Regions from separate parts of the Mus musculus genome. Here region 1 is linked to region 2. The links are chromatin loops, found by intact Hi-C in ENCODE. Cell type or tissue: heart. All regions are shown on one strand. Each heading gives the region's core, and the rest is flanking DNA. Links, peaks and the distances in the headings are about the cores only.

Region 1 (10,111 bases), core at 2,657-7,656, 250 kb after region 2:
AGTTTTTGCAGTGGGCCGTATATATTGCAGACTCATAACTGGCCAAAGTATTAAGAATAAGTGACTCGTGGTGCTGCATGCCTTTAATCCCAGCACTTGGGAGACAGAGACAAGTGGATCTCTGCATTTGATGCCAGACTGATCTACAGAATGAGTTTCAGGACAGCCTGGTAGGGCTACACAGGGAAACCCTGTCTCCAAACAAGGTTATCAAGAGGTCACTTAAGAGAATGGGATGTGAAGTCAATCCACATCGAGTTTGGCATGGAAGTATCATTGACCAGACAGAGTGACAAGTAATTAAAACAGACCAGAGATCGGCGAAAGTCAGGGAGCCACATTCTAGTACATCCTGGTTCCTCTATTAAAAGCTGTCCTGTCCATCTCAGAGGCCACCATCAGTTATGATCAAATAAGCACAAACTGAACAAGCCAAAATTAATTTCTGAGAGACTAGGCAAATGGATATCTGGTAGTAGGAATCTAACATTCCAACTTAAATGATTGCTAGGGGCTGGAGAGATAGCTCAGAGGCTAAGCACTTCTGTTCTAGAGGAGCTAGGCTCAATTCCTAGCATCTACATGGCAGCTCACAACCATCTATAACTCTAGTCCCAGTGGATCCAACTCCCTCTTCTGGTCTCTGCAGGCATTGTATCCACACACTGCACAGACATAAATTAGTGCAAATACTCACATACATGAAATTAAAATTAACACCCTCTGGCAAACTTAAATGATTGCTGGGTACTGTATTAGGAAAATTCTAGAGCAGAGAAGACCAAAGAACACACTCCTCAGTAATTCACCAAATAACTGAGAGTTTCATAATTGATGGCCTAAACACCTGAAGCTTTCCTTTTTTCCTCTTTCTTAGCCATGGTCTCTCTGCATAGGCTGGTACTCATCACGTAGAGCAGGATGTTAACAAAAAAATAGACATCAACTACTGAATCTCCTGTCTCTACCCAGTACAGGGATCACAAGTGTATACCACTGACATGGTATGGACATCAAATAATTCTCAAGCTGGGTGGGCATGGTGGTAACCACCTTTAACCTCAGCACTTGGGAAGCAGAGACAGGCAGTTTGAGTTTGAGATCAGCCTGGTCTAAGATAGCCAAGCCTACATTAAAAAAAAAAATACATCCTATCTTGAAAACAAAAACAAAAAACCTCTTTGTGGGCTGGTGAGATGGCTCAGTGGGTAAGAGCACAAACTGCTCATCCGAAGGTCCGGAGTTCAAATCCCAGCAACTACGTGGTGGCTCACAACCATCTGTAATGAGATCTGACGCCCTCTTCTGGTGTGTCTAAAGATAGATATAGTGTACTTACATATAATAATAAATAAGTCTTTAAAAAAAAAACAGGGCTGGAGAGATGGCTCAGCGGTTAAGAGCACCAACTGCTCTTGCGAAGGTCCTGAGTTCAAATCCCAGCAACCACATGGTGGCTCACAACCATATGTAATGGAATCTGATGCCCTCTTCTGGTGTGTCTGAAGACAGCTACAGTGTACTCACATACATAAAATAATTCTTTAAAAAAAAAAACAAAAAACCTCTTTGTATGTATGTATGCTGTATGCATATGTACTCAAAAAAAAAAAACAATTTAGGGGAATTTGGTTCTCTTTTCAGTTTTAACTTTCAGACTGAACTTGGAGTGTCAATACTTGCAGGGGGCAAGTACCTTTTATACACCCAGCCTTCACATAGTCTTATGAAAAAAACATTGCTCTTATTATCCTACAGTCTACCTAAAGTTCAGGAAAATAGTGCAGTTACATTTTAGCTTAAAAAAACTTTAGGTATGTTTTGTACTTCGATACTTAAGAGCCACAAGATGTAAAAGGACTTTTCTCCTAATGCATGCAAAAAATATGATACTTCTAGAATCTTGCTTAGAATTCTGGTGGGTCAAAAGCCTGACAATAAAGCTTGAAATTATGTCACAGTTAAAGATTGTGTTGTGTATGTACATCAGAAAAAGAAAGTGTATGAAGGGGAGATGGAAGGTTCGGAGCGTCAGTTTTGCCACACAAACTCAAGAAACTCAAGAGTTTGGATACCCAGAAAAGGGTAGTGTGGTATGTGTCTATAGTCCCAGCATCCAAAGGTTGAGACAGGAGGATCTCAGGGACTTGTTGACTAGCCCGTCTAACCAAGGTATGAGCCTCAATGACCCTGTCCCAAAACATAGGGGCAAAGCCCTACTACCATCTCTTGATGCCACCCTGTGGAGCTAACGGGCCACACAGGCACTTGTGTATTGGGTACATATACATGCATACAATCCCAACCCCAGTAAATAAATGCTATAGCATTATATAATCCTCTCATTTTTCCTTTTTGGTTTTTTGTTTTTTTTTTTTTTTTTGAGACAGGGTTTCTCTGTGTAGCCCTGGCTGTCCTCGAACTCACTTTGTAGACCAGGCTGGCCTCGAACTCAGAAATCCGCCTGCCTCTGCCTCCCAAGTGCTGAGATTAAAGGCGTGTGCCACCACGCCCGGCTTCTTTTCTTTCCTATTTGTTTTTAAGATGGGGATGTTCACCTGTTGCTTGGACTGTCCTTGGACCAAGAACCCAGACCAGCAGCCTTCAGCAGCGTCAGGGTTACAAGCATGTGCTGCTATACCTAGCTCACTTAGCCTAAGTGAGTTGTCTTCGGGAAATTTATACTTCTTCTCTTTATAACCATTTACTTATTATCAAGAAAGACATTCAGAGCCAGGCAGAGGGGGGAGGGACATTCAGCTTTTTCTTTTCTTTCTGACATGTGTGCTCTCCAAGTGTATACGCATGTACAAGTTGTGCTTGCTGTGTGGCCAAGCCTGAAAGCCAGGAATTGACATTAGGATGTGTTTTTCAATCACTTAAATTTTAAAAATTATATTATGTGTATGAGTATTTTATATGTATGCATTTCTGTATATCACTGTGTGCCTGATGCCTGGGGAGACCAGAAGAGAGCATCAAACCCACTGGAACTGGAATTATAGATAACTGTGAGCCATCACATGGGTGCTGAGACTCAAGTCCCGTGGAAGAGCAGCCAGTGTTCTTAATCACTGAGCCATGTCTCAGCCCTCTTAAGTCAGTTTTCTATCTTCTTATTTAAAACAGGGTTTTCTCACTGAATCCAGAGCTTATCATTTTAGTCAATACCCAATGAGCCCATAGAGTATTGCCAACCTTTGCCTCTCAGTTTTGAGGTTAAAGACACTGCCCACCACACCCAGCTTTTTGGTAGCTGGTGGAGATAAGAACTTAGGTCCTTATGTCTGTGTAGCAAGTGACAGTATCAAATGCCAAACATATCAGTCATTTGGCTAACAGTCATGTAAGTGCCAGAGGTACCACAAAGGTAATAATGAGTGGGAATAAATTGTTATAAACCAGCAGTTTGAGGGTGGTTTGCCGTACAGTGCTAAAAAAACATTTAGAAGTAACAGAAGTGTTCAACATCCTTGGCCATCAGAATACTGATGCTATCTCAAGGGCCAGGCAGATGGCTTAGCTGGTAAAAGCACTTGTCACTACACTTGACAACTTCTCTACAGCCCGCCAGGACCCAAACGTTGCAGAGAACAGACTCCCGTAAGTTATCTTTCAGAGGGCTGGAAAGATGGCTCAGCGGTTAAGAGCACTGACTGTTCTTCTAGAGGTCCTTAGTTCAATTCCCAGCAACCACCTGATGGCTCACAACCATCTGTAATGGGATATGAGATCCTCTTTCTGTGTGTCTGAAGACAGCTACAGTGGACACACATACATGAAATAAATACATCTTAAAAAAAAAGAAAAAAGTTATCTTCTGAAACCCACAGGTAAACCATAGATATGTGCACCAATACCCTCAGATTCCAAAAACAAAATAAAACAACCACAAAAACACTTTAGCTCACCCCAGTCAGAATGGCTATCATTTTTCTTTAAAAAGGTAAATTGGGAGAGTTGTGTGGGTGTTAGTTAGAACATAGACACCAGTAGTATGAAGGTTCATTGATTATATGACCCAGCTATAATTTACGACCACTCTTTAGGTCTAAGGATTCTGTGTCAGCAAACCAGAGGCAGCTGTACGTCCTTGTTTACTGCTGTACTATACACAACTGCCAGTGTGCAGAACCAGCCTTGGTGTCCATTAACAGATGAACAGCCAGGCAGTGGTGGCACATGCCTTTAATCCCAGCACTTGGGAGGCAGAGGCAGGCGGATTTCTGAGTTTGAGGCCAGCCTGGTCTACAGAGTGAGTTCCAGGACAGCCAGGGCTACACAGAGAAACCCTGTCTCAGGACAAAAAAAAAAAAAAAAAGATTGAAACTGTGACATTGCAGGAAAATAGATGGAAATGGAATTATTTCTGGGTTCAGAAAGACAAAAATACATTCTCTCATATGTATAGTTGAAAACTTATTCATGTATGTGGGGAGACATGAAAGTAGAAAAGGGTCTATGGAGCCGCGAAAGAGGGTAGAGAAATGTTTCAGTCAGACGCTAACAAGGAGTCCTGGGGAATCAAGTAGTCGGAATCCAGTATCAGTATTCTACGACCCAGGCAGGTCAAGTACAGAAAACATAGGTGCTCCCTCTACTGGCCCATCTTCTGTACCCATACTCCTGGCCAGATTTGGGTTCTCACCACACATCCTGCACATTTTCACTGTGTGCACCAAGCTAGAATTGAACTTACCTCTTTCCCTCTCCCCATCTTCAATCTACCACCCACCCCCCCCCACACACACAGAGACAGACACACAGAGTGTGTGTGTGCATCCAAGTGCAGGTGGAGGCCAGAGGTCAATCTTTCGTACTTTTCCTCAGGATCCACCCACGTTGGAGATAGGAGTCTCTCACCAGGACTTTGAGATTAGGCTGGGCTGGCTGGCTACAAGTTCTAGGCTTCTTCCATGTTCACCTCCCCTTGCCATCACAACTAATTTTTTACAGGGCTGCTGGAGGGCTATCTCAGGTCACTATGCTGGAATAAAAGTGTGTGCCAATATGCCCAGGTCTCAGGGCTCCTCATCTTGTAGGCAAGCACCTAACCAATACAGAATCTGTCACGCAATAGTTTATAAGTGTTCACTTATTGGCTAATTGTAAAAAACTTTTATTTTTGCCTGAAGTTCACTGTGTAGCCCAAACTGGCCTCAAACTCCTATCAATCCTCCCTTCCAGCCTCCAAGTGCTGGGACCGCAGGTGTGAGCTACCATGATTTATTAAACTCAATGTTTTGAGCAGTTAGTAAGGAACTAGCCCCCAGAAACTACTCAAACCTAAGATTTTTTTTTTCTTAAACATGTATTCGTCTTTTCTTGATTTCTGGCTTCAAAATAGATACGCTTAAAGGTAAACCCACCAGACATAGGTGTGTACAGTCTAGGTCTCTCCTTTTCAAATACCAAGCCATAGAAGCTGACAGTTTTTAACCTATTAAACTGCCTCTCCTTCAAAACACATTTGTTTGTTTGTTTGTCTTTCAAGACAGGGTTTCTCTGTGTAGCCCTGGCTGTCCTGGAATTCACTCTGTAGACCAGGCTGGCCTCAAACTCAGAAATCCACCTGCCTTTGCCTCCCAAGTGCTAGGATTAAAGTTGTGTGCCACCACTACCCAGCCAAAACACATTTTCTTTTTAAAGATTTATTTATTATATGTGTGTACACTGTAGCTGTCTTCAGACACTCCAGAAGAGGGCATCAGATTTTTGTTATGGATGGTTGTGAGCCACCATGTGGTTGCTAGGATTTGAACTCAGGGCCTTTGAAAGAGCAGTCAGTGCTCTTACTCGCCGAGCCATCTCACCAGCCCCCAAAACACATTTTCTATCTTTGAAAATTATCCATAGTTGTTTTCACAGGATCTGATATATTTGTATTTATTATAACTATTTTAGAACCCTTCCAATCCCATCAAGGCTACTAACAAGTATAGCTCTGTTTTTCTCAGTCTTCCCTACTGCCTGTATTTCCCAGGGAGACCACATAGTACACAGTGAGAAAATTCCTAATTAGGTGTCAAAAGTGCCTTGCTGGGATACTTGTTAAAGTACCAATGCCCAAGCCTTATCTATCTAGTTAAGAGCATCTCTAATGGGACTCAAAAGCTCGCCACATGCCATGGATGTATGAGGTTGGTAGAACAGGTATACACTCTATCAGATTTAAATCCCAGCTTTACCACTAAGAGTTAGGACCTTCAGCAAGCTAATGTCCTGAACAGGTGTGAATCTAGGTGTCCACTTTGTGCTGAGCAGTGTATGGTGTGGGACGAGGGTGTGTATGACAGTCTTCATCTTTTAGGAACTTCTAGTGAGATCCAGGAATCACAGACAGCCACCAACAAGAAACAGGGCAACTAGGGCACACAGGAAGTAAAGCTAGTCTAGTGAGGCAGGGTCAGCAAAATCTCTACAAAGGGGACATTCAACCTGAGTGCTATGGGATAAGTCATGAGAGCGGAGAGGAAGTACATCCCAGTCCTGAGTGAAGTGCACTTTCATCTTAAGTGGAGCTCTGCTGTGGCCCCATAGAACAGCTATCAAGGGAGAAATTCCTCCCCTCACAGCATTAGACCAACGCTCTCCTGGTCACCTCTTCACAACAGACTCTGACCATCTTCTCAGCTGGTTTTCAGGCACACCTTACCTGCTGACGTCAACTTCTACATCTCAAGCATGGCAACACTGGAACGCCCTTCCAAGGGTTAAAACATCTGAATACACCAAAATTAGGGTGTAGATATAACAAGTTTAATGTATTTTTTAAATAAAAAAACAATTGCAGCCTGTACCAAAGACTTACAGTAGCTCTTGTGCATTAAGCAAACTACTTCCTTTGGGGAGGAGAAAAGCTTTGTGCCTTTGTTTCCGACTCTTTTAAGCTGAATATAGATCTGAGTTTCTAATCATCTAATAGAAGACAGCAGGGCTTTTTTTTTTCCCCCGAGACAGGGTTTCTCTGTGTAGCCCTGGCTGTCCTCAAACTCAGAAATCCGAACAGGGCTTTTTTTCAGTTGCCACTGCCTTTATAATATTTTCTCTCCCCCCCCCCAGGTTTATTTATTTGTTTATTTAATGTGTATGAGTACACTGTAGTCTTCTGACACACTAGAAGAGAGCATCAGATCACATTGTAGATGGTTGTGAGCCACCATGTCGTTGCTGGGAATTGAACTCAGGACCTTTGGAAGAACAGTCAGTGCTCTTACCCACTGAGCCATCTCTCCAGCCCCTATGAGATTCTTTTAAGGCTGGTGTTAAGTTAGAACACAACCTTCTGCCATCAACGAGTGACTCCACTTGGTGGAGATCCAGAAAAAGCAATCACAGGCCTGGAGAGATGGTTCAGTGGGTAAGAGCACTTGTTCTAGGAGATCCATTGCTCTCTTCTGGCTTCTGTGGCACCACCAGGCTTGCAAGGTACACATGCACATATAGGCAGAACATTCACACACATAAAAACTAATTCTAAAAAAATAATCTTCAAAAGTCAATTACAACCGATCTCAAATGTGTAATTAGAACATCTTTCAGCTGTGTGTGGTAGTACACCCCTTTATTCTCAGCACTCAGGAGACAGAGGCAGGAGGATTTCTGAGTTCAAGGCCAGCTAAGACTACATAGAAAGACCCTGTCTCAAAAAAGAAAGAAAAACAAAACACCCCAAATCCATGGCTAGCTGAGTAACTGAAAGAACTATGAAGATTGGACAACTGCCCTCTGGCATCAAGATGACCTGATTTGGGCTCAGGAGTTTAGAGCAATTGCTGCTTTTGCGGAGAACCTGGGTTCAATTCCCAGCACCCACACAATGCTTTACAAACATCTTAACTCCAGCTCCAGGAGACCTAACATCTTCTGACCCCTGAAGGCACCCAGAATGACTGTGAAGCACAGGCATGCATACAGATAGAATAAATGTATTTTTAAAAGGATCTGGTTTTCAGTTGGGTACAGTGACACATGCCTTCAATCCCATGCCTTGGAGATAGAGGCAAATGGGTCTCTGTGAGCTCAAAGCCAGTCAGAGTTAAATGAGATACTGTCAAAAACAAAAACAACCCCCCCCAAAAAAAACAAAAACAAAAACAAAAACAGAAACCCAGACTTTGGCCAGGCATGGTGGTGCAGGCCTGTGATATAGTAACTTCTGAAATGTAGGCAAAAGGAACAGGAATAAAAAGCTAGAGTGAGTTGAAGGGCAACACTGACTTAAAAATCACAATATAAATAAATGAATATATACATACATAAATACATAAATACATACATACATACATACATACTATTCTGACCCTTTAATAAAATACTTCCAAATTTAATATCAGAAGACTGAGCGCAAAGAAAAACCTAGACGTCTTTAGAATGGTGAATGTTATCAAGCTGCTACTCGAGACAAGGTCTCCCTATGTAGTCCTGGTTGGCCTGAAACGCCCTAAGTTGACCAGGCTAGCCTCTGCCTCCTAAGTGCTAGGATACCCAGCCATTTTGCTACTTCTATCGAGCACCTCACTTGTTAAGACGATCAATGTTGGTATTAAGCTTTAAACTTTAATGTCAATTTCAAATAGCTATTTAGTTAGGTACAAAACAAGATGGCTTCTTTTTGTATCAGACTTGTCTCAAAGAAGATAGACGTTCATGCCAAGTGTGTTTCTGATAATAAGGCAATCCATTTTAGTATCAACTTCAAGTTAACACTCAAAAATGTAGTTGCCTGCTGACCTTTCATTTAGTAGGTATTTATATTTAAAAGGGGCCAGACTTGGTGTGAGTATTGGGTGTCAGTCACTGGAAGGCAGGTGTGACTACCAAGGGCTTCCTTCATGGAAAGGGAAGTAGAACCTTAATTTTTGGTACCTCATTCTACTAGGAAATGGTATTTATTTTTTAATCCAAGGCTAGCTAAAACCTCAAGAAGGAATCTCAATTTTCTCCAGGTACAATAGTAGAGTCTAAATTATTGAAAAAAATCCCCAAACTATTAACAAACTTCATTTGAGCAGTGGCTGAGTTTCCTTTCCAGCCGTCTCTTTAATATGCCGAATAATCTGGACCCTACACTTTCCCAGACCTTTAATCATTTACAGTGCTCGCTGCTGTACCTACCCATTACGACAATTTAAAAAAACAGTAACACTGTGCCAATTATTTTCAGAAGCCCAGAGATACTAATCAAGAGATCCTAATAGTCTTAAACACTGTTCTCAAAGAGAAAAGATAAATGGAGATTGGGAAACTTGTATTCTAAAGTGCCACCATCTAGATGAAATTACCCTGTGAATTGGAGCAATTTCAATCAGTCCCTATAAAACTGAACATTTTCTCAAGGCTAGAATTAGAGTTTAACTGTAAGATAGTTTAAAGGCCCAAACTCTGAAAAATAAAATGGCTTCCTCCATGGTAAATACAATGGCGAAAGGCAAGCAGTGGAAATGAGGGAGAGTATCAACAGTTTAGAATAGCAATAAACAAAATTTGTTCTACCTTCCCTCCTATCCTGGAACTACACAGACCAGCCTGCCTGCCTCTGCCACTCAAGTACTGGGATTAAAGGCATGAGCTACAACCCATCCTACCTTCATACAAGATCATCATTACTCACAAATATCGTATGCTGCTTAAGTAAAGCCTAGTGTCTTACTACATGGTGTCCTGAGTTTTCTCTCAGTCAATACATTATATACTAAGAATAACTCCAACATTTTCTAAGCATTAGAACCTCAATTATGTTTTATTGTTGGAGGCTGGAGAGATGGCTCAGCCATTAAAGTCTAGGCTTAGAACCAAAAATATAAGAGTTTAGTTCCCAGCACCCATGGCTGTCTCTCCAGCCACACACACACAAAAAAAAAAAAAAAAAAAAAAGAAAAGAAAAAAAGAAAAAAGAAAGAAAGAAAAAGAAAGAAAGAAAAAAAGAAAGAAGAGAAAAAGAAAACAATGTTTTATTGTTGGGTACCATACTTCTAATTAACATACAACACTCACTAACATACAACCAACTGCCTCATAATAAAAAATAAGCCGGGCGTGGTGGCACACACCTTTAATCCCAGCACTCGGGAGGCAGAGGCAGGTGGATTTCTGAGTTCGAGGCCAGCCT
Region 2 (10,111 bases), core at 2,056-7,055:
TAATTCCTGCTGTAGGGGAATCTGAAACCTTGTACTGGACTCCACAGGAACGCACCCTCACATATTCGTACTACCCTTCCCCCACCACACACACTCCCCCACACACACACACCATTCAAACGTTATTTTTTAAGGTATAAATAAATAGGCTGTGCATAGGTGGTGGCACATGCCTTTGATCACAGCATTTGGGAGGCCAAACTAAATCAAACCAGAAATGTAGGCTTACAGAAAGAATAAAATGGCAATGCACATACAAAGTCACAGTACAGTATTGGTGGGAACTGTATATGTGTAGGAAGTGGCTGAGGGAACTGCAACTATTTCAGAATTTTAAGAATGTCTAAAATACTAAAGACTCAGATCACAGTAACTACTTTGGAATCTATGAATGGATAACTACAATATACTGCTTATAAACTGCATTTAAACTTGTCTTTGGGAATGGAGAGATGGTTTATAAATTAGGGAGCACTTTCTGCTCCCACAGAGGACCTGGGACTCTGTTTCCAGCACCCACAGAGTGGCTCACAACCATACATAACTCTATCTTGACTTCCTGAGGATCTGATACCATCTTCTGTCTCCTCAGGCACCAGGCACTCACATGGTACACCTACAGACAAGTAGGCAAAACACTCATACACATAAATCAAAATCAAAATCTGAGTTGTCTTGACACAAAGTATTACTTTCAACTACCAGAGCTTTAAGCACTGCTCTATAAGTGATTCTTTAAGCTATGGAAATCAAAAAGGTTAGGGCATTAATTCTTGTTTTTATTCTATGATGGTAATATCCATGTAGACCAGTATCTATGTGTGAGGTTAGAGGACAAGTTTCTAGTTTTGGTTCTCCCAAAAGGGTCCAGGATCAAACTCAGATGGTCAGGTTTATAGGGGAAATGCTTTTAACCCACTAAGCCAACTCTCTGGTCCTAATTTCTGGTTTTCTGTTGGTTTTGGTTTGGGAGGGGTAGTTTGGTTGGGGGGGGTTGTTTGTTTTGTTTTTTAGCAAAAAGCTCACACCAAAACAAATGTACTACCCAACTAACTCCAGCAAAAGCCAATTCCAAGAAAGTTCTCAGGGCAGCCCTCTCAAGTTTAGTTACAATTTAGACCTTTTGTTACAAAGTACGGAAAGTACCGTATATACATACGAGCTCCCTGAGTTCCTGAGTTCCTTTACCGTGTAGCCTCTCCTGAGAATCACTCTTATAAGGAAATCTATACCCTTCATGTCATTCTATAGATCCAGTTTATCAGCCAATATGCAAAGAGCCCAGAGGACCTTTTGCTATTAAAAGGAGTATGAATTAAGTATACTTAGCCCCACTCAAAACATTAAAACCAAGACAAAAAGATTCCACTAATAATGTTCACAAAATAAGTTCAGTTGCCATATCAAATATGGCAAAGACTCTAAACTCAGTTTTGCCTGCCTGTGTCTCCCAAGTACTGAGATTAAAGAAATGTGCCGTCCCATACCAAGTTCCTCACCACCTTTTAAAGAAGACCTTATATTCAACCCACCATCCCAACACCCCTTTATCTTCTAAAAGCAGTGAACAAATGACTACTGAAAAGTGGGCCCTCCCTCCTTGTTGCTTTTGTTTCTTTTTTTCTTTTTATTTAATCACTAAGTATGGGAGTGGATGTAGTCCTCTGAGGTCGTCAGAGGACTACTTAAGAGTCAGTTTTTCCTTTCAACCTGTAGTTCCAAGGAGCTGAATCAAGTTGCCAGGTAAGCGCCAGGGCCCTTTACCTGCTGGGCCATCTTGCCGGCCTATTTCTGAGAGGACATCTCTCAGGTTGCCAGACTGACTTTGAACTCACTATGCAGCCTATGTCAGTGGCCTTGAACTCTTATTAATCATCCTGCCTCCACCTCTCAAAGGCCTGGAATAATATTTGTGAGCCATCACACTGGGCATTTAACTTAAAATACTGAAAAAATTGGCTTAAGTGGGCGAGCAGTCAAGGAAAAAAAAAAAACATTTTCTGTATTATGACACCAAAAGTACATACAGCCACTGATTTAAAAATATATATATATATATCTAAACAAACTTGGAAACACAGAACTCAAGAGTCCGAAGTGAAAATTTCATAAAGCAACCCAGAATGAGAAACGACGGAGGCTAGTAACTTTGGGTAAATTGTTGCTACTCCGCTTATTGTGAAATGTACAAAAGAGATGCAAGTGTTGCTTGCTCTTTATCTTAAATTTACTTGAGTTCTATTATGAAACTAGATAATTTTATAGGACATTGAACTCTCTCTTCAAAGTGTAACAAGTCCTGAGCTTCACTGCTAACAATTCTTCCCAAGCTGCAGTGCACAACCTAGACAACTTAGATCATCACCACACCCAACCTAAAAGCAACTTAGCAGACACAGAACGCTCTCCCCCAGAGCCGCTGTTATACTCGAAACCTACTAATTATGGTTACCACCACCAGAAATAACCCATTAGGCGCTTGCTGTAAGTGCCATCAGCTTTAAGAATAACCGGTGCCATATGTCTTAGTAAAGTGCAACACAGAATCCAACATTACAATCTTAAACCTAACATCCCCGGAAACTGCACTGGGTTGCGTTCTGACGCGACCTTTAATGTGGAAAGACTCGAGAACTAAAAGCAAAGGAGCTTGCGACCCCACCAACTACCTCCTTCCATCAACGAATCCCGCTTAATCCTTCATGCCTGCACTTTTCCGTTGTAAACAGGAAACTCCAGAGGAAAGGAAACGGAGAAAATCCTATTTGTGCTTTTATAAAAGGAATAACGGCAGCGCTCTCCAACCCCCACGATGTGATTGAACAAATGAAAAAAGCAACCGGAGGAAGTGACGGGGTGGGCTGCTGGTGAGCTCACTTGGAAGTCCCAAACATGACACCCAGCTTAGGGGTGCCCCCAAACATCTGTACCAACAGCTGCAGCGGGGACACCGGGACAAGAGGGAGAAAGGGTGACGGGAGCGAAGGATGCGGAGTTGTGCCCACACGCTCTTATTCCCCCTCGGCCAACTCTTCTCTCGCCCCCCGTCCCAGCCCAGCCCGCTCCCTCCAGAAAGAACACCCAACAAAGCCGAGGCTGGGGAGACAAAGAGGCGGCAGGCGAGGGGCGTCCAGAACAATGCGGATCGGATCCCCGCCAAACTCCCGCGGACCACGCAGGCGGGCGGACAGCCCCGGAAATCGCCGCCGAGCTCCGGCCCCGTGGACAGCGGCCCTCAGGCCCCGCCGCCCAGGCGGCGTCCCTGGGACGCGGAGCAGCACCGGCGGGCAGGACGGCGCGGCCCGGAGCGGAGCGGAGAAGAGCGGAGCGGAGCGTCCGCCCGAGCGCGCCAGAGCGGGCCGCCGACGGGACTCACCCGCGTTCTGGTCTCGCGGCCAGAGGTAGTAGGTGGCGGGGATCACGATGAGCCCCACGAAGGAGGTGAGGAAGTAGAAGAAGGTGTTCCCGCTGTCATCGTACTGGAACTGCTGGCCCGCCATGGCTCCGCCTCCTCCGCCGCGCTCCCCTCACCGCCGTCGCCACGACCCCGCGCTGCGCTCCGGCTCCCGGCTCCCAGCGCCCCGGCCCCGTGTGGCGTAGCTCGGACGCCGCTACCGCCGCCGCCGCCGCCGCCGCCGCCGCTCTCCTCCCCGCCCCCACGCCGCTCTCACGGACACGCCGCCGCCGCCGCCGCGGCCGTCGCCAACTCTCGCGAGAGGAGCTAGTTCCCGCCCCACGCGGCTGTTCCCTCCCCGGCCGTCTCCTCCACACGCTCACTGAGGGAGACGTGGCGCGCGCAGCAAAGAAACTCTGTTGGACCCCGCCCGCGGCCCCGCCCCTGAGCCACGGACCACGCCCTCTGTTTTCCATAAGCCCGCCCCCGGGTCCCGCCCCCTGCTTACCAGGCTTTCCTTCCCAGCACCCTTCCCGGATTCCAGGAGCTTTCTTGCCAGGGTCCCCCAAGCAGTGAGCAGAGGCGAGCGTCCTAGGTGCGATTGGGACCTGAGCTTTTGCAACCTAAGCGAGGTTGCCAAACCTCTCCACTCTCTCCTATCCCTCTCACTTTTCCTCCACGTGAACCTCATGGAAACAAGTGCCATTAAAATAGGGAGCAAGGAAAAATAAATAAATGAAAAGAATAGGGAGCAAGGAACTCCTCAGAGTTCCAAAGCCTTGGTATTTGGAGCTGCCAGTTCACTAATGCTTTCTGTGACCCAAGCGATCATGTCTTCAATTTGTCAGTAAAACATGAAATAAAGCAAAATATAGATCGGTGGCTCTCAACCTTCCTAATGCTGCCACACTTTAATACAGTCCCTCATGTTGTCGTGACCCCGAACCGTAAAATTATTTTCATTTCTAGTTCATAACTGTAATTTTACTACTGTTACGAATTGTAATGTAAATATATGATGTGCATGATATATATACTCCCTCTAAAACGGTCTTTTGATAACTCCCCCTTAACAGGGTCAGGACCCACATATTGAGAACCAATGTCATATATGCTCTATTGATGAGAAAATTCAGACTCAAAACATTTTCCAGAGGTAACGCTCAATGGTTTGGGTTTGCTCAGGGCTTGAGGATCCAAACCCAGATCGCTCTGACGCCCCAAAGAGCCGCTGGCACTCCCCTGCAACCTGTGGGCAATCTGAAGAGGCAGTCACTCTCTGCTCCTGGCCACCGAATCTCAAGCTGGAGTCAGCTGAACTGCAGGATAGTCCTCTAACCTTGCAAAGATCCCACCAGAGTCCAGTGGTGGCCTTAGCAGGGTGGGTCCCAGTGTCTGCACTGCCCTCTGTGGATCAAGAGGACACAGGGCACTTTACACAGGACCGCTGTGAATAGTAAAGGAAACTGTGCAATATCTTTAAAAAGAGAAGCTACCGCGCAAGTACAAACATTCTGCTGTATTTTTTTTTAAGATTCATTTTTTATTTTTATGTATATGAGTACACTGTAGCCATCATGTGGTTGCTGGGATTTGAACTCAGGACCTTCAGAAGAGCATTCAGTGCTCTTAACTGCCCGTTTTGTTGTTGTTTTGTTTACTTTGCTTTTTGTTGGGGGGGGTGTTTTTTTTTTTTTCTTTTTGAGCCAGGGTTTCTTTGTGTAGCCCTGGCTGTCCCGGAACTCACTCTTTAGCCAGGGTTGGCCTCGAACTCACAGAGATCAGCCTGCCTCTACCTCCTGAGTGCTGGGAATAAAGCTGTACACCAGCACCAGCGTTTAAGGATTGTTTCAAGACTAGTCAGTTAACTACATGGCTTTTCAATATGCCTTCCATTGTCTGAGAGGAAATCTGGTTACACAAGCTCTTTCATTGAATGTCTCAAAACCAGTATTTATCATAATGAGTCATGCTTCCCCTTATACTAGATTATGTTCACAAGTATTCTGTCTCCCCTTTCAAATTCCAATTTAACAGCACATTTCTGAAAGCCACTTTTGCTACATTTTTCTGCCTTGTTCCCCCCCCCCCACTCCCCCGTAAAGTTTCCAAGGACTTTATTGTAAGAGGGAAACTTAGAAGTGGAAAAGAAACTTGGACTATGAAATCAGAACAGAACTAGGGCCATCCTGAGGCAGGATAGACAGGGAATTTGGGAGATTGAAGACAGAAAAGGGGACCTCATCCCAGAGTACTTAATGCCAGCACTCAGGTAGCAGAGGCAGGCAGATCTCTGTGCATTTGAGGCCAGCCAGGGCTATACAATGAAACTATCAAAAAAAAAAAAAAAAAAAAAAAAAGCCTGTCAGCAGGTGAGAATCAAGAACTCAACATTTTTGTCTAGGATGCTGACCTAGAGTTGACATTCATTTCAGACATAGATATTTCATGTTAAAGTAGCAACAACCCAAACTTACGGCCTGAACATATATGACCCAGGCAGGCTCTCATTCCTTTGCCCAGACATTGCCAGAAAAATCACAAACAATACTATTTACAGTAAATCTATCCAACATCTCTGGGGACCAGACTTTTCCTACTGACTGTAATGCCACAAAATGTGCCCAGGAACCATCCTGTGGAAACATAGTAACTTCAAACTCCATCAAAATCTCGTATGACTATTGTATCAAACAGTCAGCCATGGCTGTCTTTGAGTGGCCCCAAGCCCTTGCTCTCTGTCCAGCTGCAGTTCCAAACACTCTTTCTCCTGACCTCACGCTTAAGTCTCAGTTCCAGTAGAATTGACAGAAAAGAAAAGAGAAGAAAAAAAACACCAACCCTCCACTTTCTTTAGTTTAGTTCCAGAATTCTTTTTGAAAAACAAACCCATGAGTCCTAATTGAGCCTGAGTGGTGGTCCCTAAACTCTAGGGGACCTCCTGACGCTGCTGGGGAAGAGGGCTGCCACTGGAGAGCTCTGCTCCCATTATTTGCTGACACACAGCCTTACTGAAAACATGCACCACTCACAGACTTGGCTCCTCTGCAGCAGGTAGCCTTTGCCTTGGGTAGGCTCTCTTGTCAAGTCCTTGCATGTTTTCAGGATATTGAACTGGATTTTTTTATAACTCCATTTATGTTTAACTCAGCATTTCTGCAAAGATAATAGATCTGTTTCATAAACTTATGGCAAAATAAATTAGCGATTATAACTCCTGCCAGTTATGGTGGCATGTGCCTTTAACTCCAGCACACTCCTTTAAGCCCAACACTCCAGAGGTGGAGGCTAGTAGATCTCTGAGTTTCAGGACAGTCTGATCTAAAAGCAAGTTCCAGGACAGCCAGAGCTACATGGTAAGACCCTGTCTCAGAGAGAGAGAGAGAGAGAGAGAGAGAGAGAGAGAGAGAGAGACTGACCATGAATTCCTGCCTCTCCTTTTTCTACCTCATAAGCACTGGGACTGCAGGTCCTTCTACTGATGATATTAACTTACAAAACTATTTCTTTTAAGAGATCATTTTAGTGAAATTGTTAATAATAGTAAATGAATATGAAAGAAAATGAGCCACAAACACTTATTGTCCTTAATTTCAGCATATGTTAAAATGTATTTTAATATCATTTGTGAATATGTCTGCAAGAGCAAAATTGAATCACTTTCATTTTAACCTCTTGGTAGTTTATTTTCTCTCAGGTACAGAGGTACAGAAAGCTTATTTTTGGGCTTCTGTTAATAATTTGCTTTTTCCTTAGAGTGACTCTTTCATTTATTGGTAAGTCGATGTTGTATTACTGGAATTGACTTTCATTTATGCATGCCAAAGTGTTTGTGTGGCTGTAATGACATTATTCAGATTTCTGTGTGGTGAAGTTAACTGCAGAGACTAGAAGAAACCAAATTATTAAGTAGGTATGTACAGTTAGTTCTATCACACACACACACACACACACACACACACACACACACACACACACATCCACACCCACACCCACATCCCAATAGAGTAGTCCCTTCATCATGATGTGCTCCAAACCTTCCAGCTGATGCTTGGAAACCCTATAGATACTCTCTGGGTTTTTCCTACACATGCACAAATGCTGCGGTTTCTCCATCTCAGTTATATCTTGTGCTTATACATGGTGGCCAGGAATGTTGAAGTTAGAAATATAAGAGCAAACCTAGAACAATTTTCTTTTTCTTTCTTCAAAAGCAAGACACTGATTTAAAATCACATCTAATGATGATGATAGAGGACTTTAAGAAGGACATAAATAACTCCCTTTTAAAAATACAGGAGAACCCAGGTAAACAGCTAAAAGCCCTTAAAGAGGAAACATAAAAATCCCTTAAAGAATTACAGGAAAATAAAATCAAGCAGGTGACAGAATTGAACAAAACCATCCAGGATCTAAAAATGGAAATAGAAACAATAAAGAAATCATGAAGGGAGACAACCCTGGAGATAGAAAATCTAGGAAAGAGATTAGGAGTCATAGATGCAAGCATCAACAACAGAATACAAGAGATAGAAGAGAAAATCTCAGGGGCAGAAGATATCATAGAAAACATTGACATGACAGTCAAAGAAAATGCAAAATGCAAAAAGCTCCAAACCCAAAACATCCAGAAAATCCAGGACACAATGAGAAGACCAAACCTAAAGATAGTAAGTATAGAAGAAAGTGAAGATTCCCGACTTAAAGGGCCAGTAAACATCTTCAACAAAATTATAGAAGAAAACTTCCCAAACCTAAAGAAAGAGATGCCCATGAACATACAAGAAGCCTACAGAACTCAAAATAGATTGGACCAGAAAAGAAATCCCTTCCATCGTATAAAAGTCAAAACACCAAATGCACAAAAGAAAGAAATTAAAAGCAGTAAGGGGAAAAGGTCAAGTAACATACAAAGGCAGACCTATTAGAATTACACTAGACTTCTCACCAGAGACTATGAAAGCTACAAGATCCTGGGAAGACGTCATACAGACCCTAAGAAAACACAAATGCCAGCCCAGGCTATTATACCCAGCAAAACTCTCAATTACCGTAGATGGAGAAACCAAGATATTCCATGACAAAACTAAATTTATGCAATATCTTTCCACAAATCCAGCTCTACAGAGGATAACACAAGGAGGGAAACTACACCCTAAAAAAGGCAAGAAAGTAATCTTTTAAGAAACCCAAAAGAAGATATCCACACAAACATAATTCCACTTTTAATAACAAAAATAACAGCAATAATACTTAAATAGGACCCAGCATTTTGCTGCATACAGGAAACCCACCTCAGTGTCAAATCAAAGACAGAAACTACTTCAAAGTAAAGGGCTGGAAAACAATTTTTCAAGCAAATGGTCCCAAGAAACAAGCTGGAGTAGCCATTCTAATATCAAATAGAATCAACTTTCAACCAAAAGTTATCAAAAAAAGATAAGGAAGGACCATATGAAGCTCAAGAAGAAGGAAGACCAAAGTGTGGATGCTTCAGTACTTCTTAGAAGGGGGAACAAAATACTTACAGGAGGAAATATAGAGACAAAGTGTGGAAGCTGAAGGAAAGGCCATCCAGAGACTGTCCCACCTGGAGATCCATCCCATATACAGTCACCAAACCCAGATGTTATTGTGGATGCCAGGAAGTGCTTGCTGATAGAAGCCTGATATAGCTGTTTTCTGAGAGGCTCTGCCAGAGCCTGACAAGTACAGAGGTGGATGCTTGCAGCCAACCATTGGATTGAGCATGGGGTCCCTGATGGAGGAGTTGAAGAAGGGACTGAAGGAACTGAGGGGGGTTGTAGTCTCATGGGGGGAGCAACAGTGTCAGCTGGCCTAACCCTGTGGAGCTCCAGGAAACTGGACCACCAACCAAAGAATATACATGGAGGAACCCAGGGCTCCAGCTGCATATGTGGCAGAAGCTGGCCTTGTGGAACATCACTGTGAAGAGTGGCCCTTGATCCTGTGAAGGCTCAATGTCCCACTGTAGGGGAATGCCAGGGCAGGAAGGCAGGAGTAGGTGGGTGGGCAAGGAAGCACCCTCATAGAGGCAGGGAGAGGGGATAGAGGGTTTCCAGAGGGAAGACCTGGAAAGGGGATAACATTTTAAATATAAACAAAGAAAATAGTCAATAAAAGAAAAAAACTTATACAAAAAATTTTTTGTATAAACAGACAGGTTTTGGTAAACTTTTCATTTTCAATGCCAATCCCAAAATCTGGGGTGTCGCACACACTAAGAAAGTATTCTGCCACTGAACTGGATTCCTAGCCTTAGTTCTGGTCAGTTCTATTTTGCAAGATTTCCATCCAAGTTGGAGCTAAGGAGTTGAACCTAGAGCTTTGTGTATACCAGACAAATAAGTGTTCTACCACTGAAATACACCTCAGCCTAGAAAAGAAAATTCCAGACATTTATTATTGTATATAACCAACATGTTGAGTACTTTTTTTCAAGGCCAAACAAAGGGTATCACACTTTCTGCTTACAATTTCTGAATCTGACAGTAGTTTCCGGCTCCATAGATTCCAAACAATGCTTTTCCATTGCCAATACAGTTCCTCCTATGATCTGTCCACAGTGTGAATCATTATCCCTTCATGGTCCTTTGGTGAGGAGAGATGTAGGACCTAGTGCCACTTAGGCATCTATAGATTATAAATATCTGTATATGCGAGTTAACTACTAAAAGTAATTTACTTTAGCATCTA

Evidence for each region. A loop is a pair of places that touch in the nucleus more often than their neighbours do. Peaks named below come from ENCODE experiments on the same cell type or tissue, not always from the same donor. Only the 100,000 strongest peaks of a DNase experiment are listed, where the experiment ranks them.
Region 1: it touches region 2 in a loop (2.4-fold over the local background); 2 of 42 quality-filtered maps call a loop at or near these places.

Annotation. Positions count from the first base shown.
Region 1 is chr10:42,504,847-42,514,957 of GRCm38, reverse strand. The region is part of intron 1 of Snx3 (sorting nexin 3); the gene reads right to left. Among named protein-coding and RNA genes, the nearest start is that of Snx3, 7.8 kb to the right of the region's middle. In heart, for the core only: a CTCF peak has its summit at 4,601 (motif pointing left); no DNase peak of the experiment used is centred there.
Region 2 is chr10:42,755,154-42,765,264 of GRCm38, reverse strand. Sec63 (SEC63-like (S. cerevisiae)) reads right to left here and starts at 3,769. Exons shown (of 21, transcript NM_153055.3): 1 at 3,377-3,769. The coding sequence starts at 3,500. In heart, for the core only: a CTCF peak has its summit at 4,821; DNase peaks (open chromatin) are centred at 2,994, 3,084, 3,814 and 4,754; H3K4me3 peaks cover 2,268 bases; H3K27ac peaks cover 2,005 bases.